Regions from separate parts of the Homo sapiens genome. Here region 2 is linked to region 1. Evidence: chromatin loops called from intact Hi-C (ENCODE). Cell type or tissue: heart right ventricle. All regions are shown on one strand.

Evidence for each region. A loop is a pair of places that touch in the nucleus more often than their neighbours do. Peaks named below come from ENCODE experiments on the same cell type or tissue, not always from the same donor. Only the 100,000 strongest peaks of a DNase experiment are listed, where the experiment ranks them.
Region 2: a loop joins it to region 1, with 9 times the contacts of the local background. A loop is called at or near these places in 10 of 110 quality-filtered maps.

The regions. Positions count from the first base shown.
Region 1 is chr15:24,958,678-24,963,677 of GRCh38, forward strand. SNRPN (small nuclear ribonucleoprotein polypeptide N) reads left to right here. Exons shown (of 10, transcript NM_003097.6): 2 at 3,437-3,532. It overlaps SNURF (SNRPN upstream open reading frame), which reads left to right. Exons shown (of 3, transcript NM_001394334.1): 2 at 3,437-3,532. SNHG14 (small nucleolar RNA host gene 14) reads left to right here. Exons shown (of 148, transcript NR_146177.1): 5 at 3,437-3,532. Among named protein-coding and RNA genes, the nearest start is that of SNURF, 6.2 kb to the left of the region's middle. In heart right ventricle, no CTCF peak of the experiment used is centred here; no DNase peak of the experiment used is centred here.
Region 2 is chr15:25,018,864-25,023,863 of GRCh38, forward strand. It overlaps SNHG14 (small nucleolar RNA host gene 14), which reads left to right. Exons shown (of 148, transcript NR_146177.1): 21 at 164-285; 22 at 965-1,006; 23 at 1,727-1,898. Among named protein-coding and RNA genes, the nearest start is that of PWAR6, 11 kb to the right of the region's middle. RefSeq lists an enhancer at 3,439-3,733. In heart right ventricle, no CTCF peak of the experiment used is centred here; no DNase peak of the experiment used is centred here; H3K27ac peaks cover 1,045 bases.

The DNA.
Region 1 (5,000 bases):
TCTTATATTCATGGGGTACAGATTAGCAGCCTATCATTAACCTTATTTTTTTGTTTTTAGGAGACAGGGTCTGGCTATGTTGCCCAGGTTGGAGTGCAGTGATGCAGTTATAGCTCCCTGTAACCTCAAACTCCTGGATCAATCTAGACTCCTGCCTCAGCCTCCCAAGTGCCTGTTAGTACAGGCTTGAGGTACTGTGCCCAGCTAACTTTTTATTTTTTTGTAGAGAGGGGTCTCCTTATGTTGCCCAGACTGGTCTCGAACTCCTGGACTCAAGCAGTGCCCCTGCCTAGGCCTCCCAAAGTGCTGGCATTGCAGCCATGAGCCGCTATACCTGGCCAACTTTGTTTATTTTTATTCTTGAGATCTTAGTTAAATTTTATGGAAAATTTAGGCCGTAATAAAATTGGGATTCCATTGCTTTTTGCTTTTCAATATATTTCCGGATTATTACTTTCAGTGTAAGTGATCTGAGGGCAAACATTTAACACCCTTTCTATATGATGATTTTTTCATGATGTCCTCAGTTTCATAAAATGTTGGTTTCTGTGTTGGGGATGCAGTTAGATAAATGCATGTGTGTGTGTATCTAGAACATTCAATAAAGTAGTGTTTTCAAAATCTTATAGATGACATTTTATATGTAGATTAAAAATAAGTAGATTTAAGCCAGGTGCGGTGGCTCATGTCTATAGTCCCAGCACTTTTGGAGGCCAAGGCAGAAGGATCACTGGAGCCTGGGAGTTCAAGCTTGGGTATTGAGACCCCGTCTCTACATTTAAAAAAAGGTAAATTCAGAAAGTTGAAATAATAGAATATTTTGGTTTGATGGCTATTTCCTCAGTTGACCTCAGACCTTTCATATTGAGCAACTGCCGAATGGGTTCTTTTTGTTTTTTGGTAAGACAGTGTTTGCAGTTGTACACTATTAGATTAATCATGGTTTAGTTGATAGTTTCTTTAATTGTATTATATTAAGGTACTACATTATTAGCTGTATTTGTGTGCCCACCATAATGTAGCACTGATCAGTACTAAATTCCTTTTTATGGCTGAAAGACATTCGTTTGGATATATCATATTTTCTTCATTCGTAAGTTGATGGACATTTGAGTTGTTTCCACTCTTTGGCTATTATGAATAATGCTACTAGGAACACGTATAATACGTTTAATACAAAGAATTAGTTTCACAAGGTTTTACTTAGCCCTCGTATATGCCAGGTTCTTGAAATTTTGTCTTTTTGGAAGTATGAGAGTAGTGGTAGCTGGGAAGGCTGCAGGTATAATAGAAAGAACATGAACTGTCTGGGCATGGTGGCTCATGCCTGTAATCCCAGCACTTTGGGAGGCCGAGGTGGGTAGATCACCTGAGGGCAGGAGCTCGACATCAGCCTGGCCAACATGGTGAAACCCTGTCTCTACTATAAATACAAAAATTAGCTGGGTGTGGTGGTGCATGCCTGTAATCCCAGCTACTTTGGAGGCTGAGTTTGGGTCTTGTAATATTACTTCATCTAGCAGTAGAGTTAGTGTCATATGTTACTTTCATGATTAACATTTTTAGGAAGTTGGCAAAGTCTATATATAACACTTTATGTTTCCACCAGCAGTTTCCCCACATCCTTTACAAATATTGTGGTGTCAGATGGTGGCATTTCAGTGGGGGTTTTTTCATTTTGAGGCAGGGTCTGGCTCTGTCACCCAGGCTGGTGTGCCAGTGGCATGATCTCAGGTCACTGCAACCTCTGCCTCCTAGGCTCAAGCGCCCTCTCACCTTAGCCTCCTGAGTAGCTGGTACCACAGGCATGCACCACCACACCCAGCTAATTTTTGTATTTTTTTGTATAGATGTTGCCCAAGCTGGTCTCCTGAGCTCAAGTGATCGCTGGCCTCAGCCTTCCATGAACCATTGCGCCCTGCCTCATTGGGATTTTGATTTGCATTTTTTAGTGACTAATGTTCAGCATCATTTCATATAGATTAGCCACTTGTATGTGTTTGGAGGACTGTCTATTCAAGTGTTTTACCCATCGTAGCAATAGAATTTGCCCTTTTATTGTTGAGTTGTGAGAGTTCCTTACATATTCTGGATACCAAACTTGAAAAAATACTTTTTTGAGGTGTGAGTGACATACAAAAGCTGTAGATAGTTAATGTTAAAAGTTGATATGCTAAGAGATAAGTACATGCCTTTGAAATCATTCTTATCAAAATTAGTGGCATAAATGTGTCTGTCACCTGAAAAAGTTTCTTTGCCTCTCCCTACCTTCTTTTTTTTCATTGTTTGGATTTTCTTTTTGTTTGTTTTGGATACTAGAAACTTAGCTGTATGTTAAGCAAATATTTTTTCCTATTCTGGTTATCCTTTCACTTTCTTTAGTGTTTTCGGAACTTTATTTTTTGATGAAGTCCACTTTATTTTTTATACTGCTTGTAATTCAGGTGTTATATTTAATAGACCATTGTGTAATCAAAAGTAATAAACATTATCAGTGTATAAAATTTTACCATTTAGAAATCAAATATGTGTGTATGGCTTGATTAGAACATTTAAACTCTTGAAAGAATAAAACAGCTGTGCGTTATTGGTAAGCTATTTTACCAATCTAAAAGTCTAACATGACTTAAAAACATCTAGGGTTCAGAGAATTATTAATAGCTTTTGGCATGTATCTTTGAATTTTGCTTTTGAGATATTACTTGTGTTACTTTAGTGAAAGGTCCTGCTGACCTTTCTGATTTATCATCTTTAAAGGTTCATAGGTGGTTTCTGCAGTCCCTAATATGGCTAGTCTGGTGTGGGATTTCATGTTCTGTTCCCTTGAGCAGCCATTTTATGAGGGGTTCTGCAGACGTAACATGGCGGGTTTTTTGTTTGTTTGTTTGTTTTTGCTATGTGGATAGTTTTTAGCTTGAGCAGCTCTTCTATTGCTTTGCAAATCCTAAAGAAAGCACCATTTGCATGTTTTTTTAAAGTAGATATTTTATAATTTAAACTATGTTCTATTCCACTATATAAGTATGTCTACTGTATCCTAAAAATATTTTTTGAAACCATTTTGGAAATCAGGTTTACTGTTTTTGGGGGGAAGGTGAGTAGGGTAGTGGTGGTATGTATGTATCTACATCTGCATAAGTGGGAATTTTATATGTACGTGACTACAAATAGAGGTAGATATATTATTTTAATTTCATTTTCTGATTTTTTTTAAAACCAGATTTTCTGATGTCATGGGCTTCTAAAAGGAGAAAAAAGTGGTTATAGCATAGATTATGACTGTTTGAAGGTTAAAGATCTTGTAATAATTTTACCTTGTTTTAATTAGATTTAAAAATCCATTATATTAAATGTAGTTCTAAATATAACCTTGACAAATAGTTATTTCATAGATTGATGCAGTCTACCAAACAAATGCCTCTCTTTTCTGTTTCAGGGATCGCTTACACCTGAGACGAACTACAGAACAGCACGTACCAGAGGTGGAAGTCCAAGTCAAACGCAGAAGGACTGCCTCACTGAGCAACCAAGAGTGAGTACAGACTGTGTTGGGAACAAATGCAAGTCAGAATCTCCTTTCAGATTAGAACAAAATATCATGCAATGAGGGGATTAAAATGAACATAATTGAAGAAGCAGACACATCTAATACAGAAGATGTAGTAAAAAAGCAATGAAATTCTTAACCATATTATCCTAAAATAATTCACCCTCTTAAAGATTTTAGTATAATTTTCTTTTTTCCTATACGTGGGTAAGTGCATTTTATCTTTATAAAATTTTGTAATTACCCTTCAACATAAGCATACTTAAATTTTTCTGCATTATTAAATCACTTTGTATGCTTGCAAAATGTACTGTGCGCTGAAGTGATTAATTTACATATTCATTCTTGCTCTGTGATATTTAGGTGTTTGTTTTTGGTTAGTGCATTTATTCTGTTAAAATTTAAAATACATTTGTGTTTTTTATCCTGTTTTAAGTATATATATGTGGAATGTATATATAGGATGTATACACAGACACACTCAGACACATATTTTAATTTAGATTTCTAGAAGGGAAATTTTAATTAAAAATAGGTGAACATTTTAAATGACCTAATACATATTTAGTCCACATTGAAACTTTGGCATTTTGTCATTGCCATTAAAATTTTGATGGCATTAAAATTTGATGCCATTAAAATTTTGATCAGTAGGTAGCATTTTTTTCTTAGCTACAATTGTTTTTTTTAATTATAAGTATTAAAAATTCATGAAGATGATTCTTTTTGTAAAACAGTTTTGCATAAAAAGTAAGTCTCATTTTAAAGCAACTACCAACTTAACTGGCCTTTTCCTCCCCAGAGATAATCATTAAGTAAATAGCCATCAGACCTTGTCCTATGCATTGTGTGTGTAGTGGGGAGAGAGGAAGGGAGGACATGGGACACATTTGAAGTTTGTGTGCATACGACACCGTGCTGTCTGTATTTTGACAATATGTCTTGGTGATCTTTTCATATCAGTACACATAAATCTACCTTATTTTACAAAGTGTGCGTGGTGTGATAACATTATTATTGTAATCGTTAGCTTGCTGCTGGATATTTAGTTTGTTTGCATTGTTTGGCTATTAACAATGAAAAGAACAGTCACTTTGAAAACGCAGTGTAGGCCAGGCATGGTGGCCCATGCCTGTAATCCCAGCACTTTGGGAGGCTAAGCCAGGCGGATCACAAGGTCAGGAGTTCGAGACCAGCCTGGCCAACATGGTGAAACCCCGTCTCTCCTAAAAATACAAAAATTAACCGAGTGTGGTGGCACGTGCCTGTAATCCCAGCTACTTGGGAGGCTGAGGCAGGAGAATTGTTTGAGCCCAGGAGACGGAGGTTGCAATGAGCTAAGATGGCACCACTGCACTCTAGCCTGGGTGACAGAGCAAGACTCCATCTCAGGAAAAAAAAAAAAAGAAAATGCAGTGTATGAATACTAATTTATTTTATTTTTTTCAAATTA
Region 2 (5,000 bases), 60 kb after region 1:
AAATAAGCAAAAACTAACTGCAGTGGGTTCACAAGTTAGTTTAATTAAAATGATCTTTCAATATTTTAATAATTTGGGGACTTTAGGAGGTTGAGGAATGAGAGAACTTCACCTTCTGTATATTAACTGGTCGTATGTCACAATTTTCCCATATTTTTCACAGTTATAGCTGAGGTGGTACCAGTTTAAGAAGTGAGAACTTCTTCACTGACTGAAATTTGCATATCAATCCAAATCATTGTGCTTATTTACTATTTTTGTAGACGTCATTCTTCAAAAGTGCTGGTAAGAATCAGTAACCCTGGTGTACTGTTTATTTTTGACCAGTTTGATATTGAATCTAATTTGTAATATTTTAAAATCCAAAACTATACATGAATTCTATAAAACACAAAGTTGTGAATTTGTGGAGTGATTATCAGTTAGGTGAAATAAAAGAGATAAAAGGGCTCCCTAAATTTTGACACAGTTTTGATATGTAGTTTATGCAGGTTTTGATTTACCAGTCTTATCTACTCTCACCGTAGTATGTAATGTCATCTGGACTGAGACTATAACTTTTTATCTGTATACTCAGTAAATTTTATATTATTTCAGTAAATTTTATTGAATAAATGCTCTGGAATAAATTCATCAGCTAGAGGGAGATAAGAAGGAAGTCTGGCAGCCTGTGGAAAATAAAGAAAATGGATAGGCTATTAAAAGATGTCAGAGACCAAAGTCATTAGGAATTAGAATTTACTATAAATAGTATGGGTTATAATGAGAGTAGCAGGTTTAATTTTAGTTCCAAGTGCATGATTTAGGATATCATCAGTAAGTAGGTAAGGTCAGCAGATAGGAGTTGAGGAATATTTCAACATTGAAGTGGTAAAAGTAGGGTCTTAACACCCTTTCTTTCGATGAGTGAATGAAAAATCTTCAACTATTTTCCAACATTCCTGTTTTTCTTTTTTTTCACAAGCATCTTCAATAGTCAAGGAGGACAAAGACATCTTTCCTGCAGGTAAAATCATTAAAGACTATATTGTGATTTTGAAGCTGTTCTATTTGCTACGTTGAGGATATATTAGATTCTTATTTGAGTTCTTTGAAATTAAATTTCTTTTCTCATACATCCTACTTTGTGGTTATGTGATTATTTTGAGTCGATATTTTAATCAAGGACTTTATAGTTAACTCTTGTTAATAACCAACATTTAATGAAATCAGGCATTTTCTTGACTTTAGTACCACGAGAAGTTGCACAAGAAGCATACAGGGTAGCAAGGAGAATTGATGGGTGGATACTGGGTTTTAGTTTGTGGAAAGATCTTAATGGAATACACAGAGTATCTTATTAGTATTTCCTTATATTGTGTCTTTTAAAAAAATTCTTAACCCCTGAATTGGTGTATAAATTAGAATGAAGAAACTACACAGGAAATGCTGGTTCAAAGAATAAATAGGTGGTTGGTTGGCGTGAAAATAATTTGGAATAGGAGATAGGTATTCAAATCACAAAAAAATGTGTAGAGAAACGAAGGAAAATGGCAGCTTTATCATTTGCATACAGTACGTATACCTGGTTTTTGTAGGTTTTGGGTTATTCCACATCAGATTGTAGGAGTTCGGTTTTATGGAGTATTACTTGACTTGAAGATGATATATTTCTGTCACCAGGCATGGCTGTGTCATAACCTGTTGTTTATTTCCATTTGCAATCTCTTCTTCTGTACTCTCTCAGGTGGTGACCATGTGGATAATAGGATCATAGACAAATGGTGGTTCCATCTACAGCATCACCGAAATGCTGTTGTTACTGCTTCTTTCTGGGATCTTCTTGCATCTTTGCTTCTAAAGGGGCACACCTTTTATAGAAGTACGTCCAGGAATAGAAGTGACCTGCTTTTTCGCAAGTAATTGCCTGGAATGTTTTTATGTACTTCTCTGCACTCTCAATACATTTCATGCTTCCCTCTATTTTTGTATATTAACTCATTGTATTTCTTAAATTTATATTTTACTTTATGAATGGAAGTGAGATTTGTGTATGGTAAATATAATTAATTCAACCCCATGGATACGTTAGTCACTGTCCAGATGATGGCAAGTCTTTCTCAGAAGCAGAGGGCCTTGGTGTGCCAGTGATTTTTTTTCCCCATGTGTAAGATACTTTTTTTCCTCATTTGAATCAGGAGCCCACAGTTTTTAGACAAGTCCCAAATGAAATCTTAAGCATTTGTGTTATCTGGACTAGACCTTCTGTAGTATCCTTTTTGTTAGACCTAGTATATCTCATTGCAGATCAGGATCTGAGATTGACTATAGTTCACCTCTTTCCAAGTACACAAACTTGGATGACATGACAACTGAGTGTGTAAGGGAGAGCGAGACCCTTGCACTGCCATTTGAGCCCTTGTGATCTCATCTTGTAGAACATGTTGTACAATCATTTTATTGGTATCATTAGTGTTATTTGGGGCTGGAATAAAAATCTCAGTGCACCAAAGAGATTTCCCCTTTATCCACGTTACCCTGGTTTTCCTTTGTTTTCTGTTTAACCTAAACGGGCTTAATATAAAATAGTGCTTATTTGGTGTTTTAATTGTCTGCTTCTATAACATAAGCTGCACTGTCCATTGGGGAACTGCTCACCATATTGCCCAACCTGTCTTGATAGGTTTATACATGGGAGGCATTCAGTAATATTAATTACCTCTCTAGACCAGTGTTAGCAATAACAAACACTTGCTAGAATTTTAAGACTATATAATCAATCACTTTGATGTCAGTTAATCCTACCAACACAAGATTAAAGGTTTAAAAATCTCATACGTGTACAGCCATTAGTGTCTCCTTTCATACTATATTATTTTGTTCATTGGCAGCTAGATTTTTAGGTAGAACTTGTGTTCCTTTTTGCAATGCTCATTTATTTTACCTGGACAGAAGGTGCTCTTCTGTCTCTTCTCCAAAGTTAATTTATCTCATACTATTTCTTGTGTTAATATTTTCCAAGTTCAGTATGCTGTTCTGGTTATAAGAAGATCAGTGTCCTAATCACACACTTTTACATTATATGAAACATCATACAGAGTTTTGTAGTCTGTATAACAATACACAGAGGTAGCAAAATTTGTAAAAGAGCAGACTATATAGTCCATACTGTAGTAACTACTCAACATTGCCATTATACGTGAAATCGGCTATAACCAATTCATAAACAAATGAATTTGGCCGTGTTCTAGTAAAACTTATTTACAAAAACATGTGTTAGGCCAGATTTGGACCACAGGCTGTAGATTTCTGACCTCTGGCTTACAGCAGAAGTTTATTATGATCCTGGGGAAGGTGGATATACATGGAAGGCAGAAGCGAGAAGATGTATTCCATCCCATGTCATTTTTCTGAACCCTCAACGTAGGAAGTTAAACTAAAACATGGGGCAGAATCTGCTTTAAGCCTTTGAATTCTTGGCTCTTAAAGCCAGGTTGAGGGTTATGTGTTTTTATTCTTTTATATCTCCTTTTCACTTAGGCTTGGCAACTAGTTCATTGAAACAGAGCCAACAAGAATGAGTGAGTCACTCAGTGATATGAAGCAAGCTGTGGTCATTTATCTACTACCTTCCATACCTACTTCCTAGGTTTGATAAGTAGTGTTTGTAGTGTAGTTGTCAGTAACTTTTCTCAGCTTACATAAGTTTATGTGGAATTCATTTACAAATGTGTGATTATTACGATAGATGTTATTTTATAAATTTCAAGGTTCTTTAATACAGCATGGACATGTTTCTAAATCAATAAATATAGCTTACCCACAGACTTTTTATGGGATGTAAAGTATGTATTACAACAGGTAAATCCATTTCTCTGTTTTGGGAAAGCAGGTTAATGTTTTGTTTGTTTTGTTGCTGCATATAATGTTGCACTATATATATATTCTAATGCAGTTGGTCTCCTAATTCTACAGGATAAATGTCTAGCTGTGGCATTGTTGGATCATCAGTTTCGTTTCAGTTAGATGCTGTGAAATTGCTCTTGAAAATGGTGTCCTCTGCCACCACAGAACGGTGTTGTAATGGAAGTGCCAATTTTCATAAAAACTTGTGTGCAACAGGTATTAAGAATTTTTGAGGTCGGGCGCAGTAGCTCACGCCTGTAATCCCAGCACTTTGGGAGGCCTAGGCAGGTGGATCACCTGAGGTCAGGAGTTCCAGACCAGCCTGACCAACATGGTGAAATCCCATCTCCACTAAATACAAAAAATTAGCTGGGCGTGGTGGCATATACCTGTAATCCCAGCTACTTGGGAGGCTAAGACAGGAGAATTGCTTGAACCCAGGAGGCGGAGGTTGCAGTGAGCCGAGATTGCACCACTACACTCCAGCCTGGGTGATGAGCGAAACTCCATCTCAAAAAAAAAAAAAAGCTTTAAATTTTTAGCCAATCTAATAGGTGAAAATGGCATTTTTAACATAAGTCTGACTTAAACAATTAATGGCCGTGGCTAAAAGAAGAATCAAATAATGATGTGTGATTTATAAGATAAGGAGGCAGTACCCCATTTTTCCTCACTCTACCCAAAAATCCTGTTTATCTGAGCAAGAAATCATTAATATTTTCTAAATCCGCTTGGAAGTTCATAAACGCCCTAAGTATACCTTATACCAGCGTTTTTATGACTTTGTATTTTTGAAATAATTTTAGATTCAGAATCGCAAGAATCATGCAGAGCGACCTGATTTACGCTTCACCTAGATTGACTTTTTATTCTGCATCGTTGTGTTCTTCCCCCACTTCCTCTTCTTGCTCTCGCCTCCCTTTATATGTTTATACATAGCATTATCATTTTATGTACTATTTGAATGATTTGCCGACATTATCTTCCTGTAACCCAAAACACTTCAACATCTACTTTCTAAGAGCCTGAGCATCTTATATTGACTTCGGTAAAAATTTCAAAATAATGAAATGTGTCAATAGTATAAAAGTATAACAGTATGCAGTCCATATTCA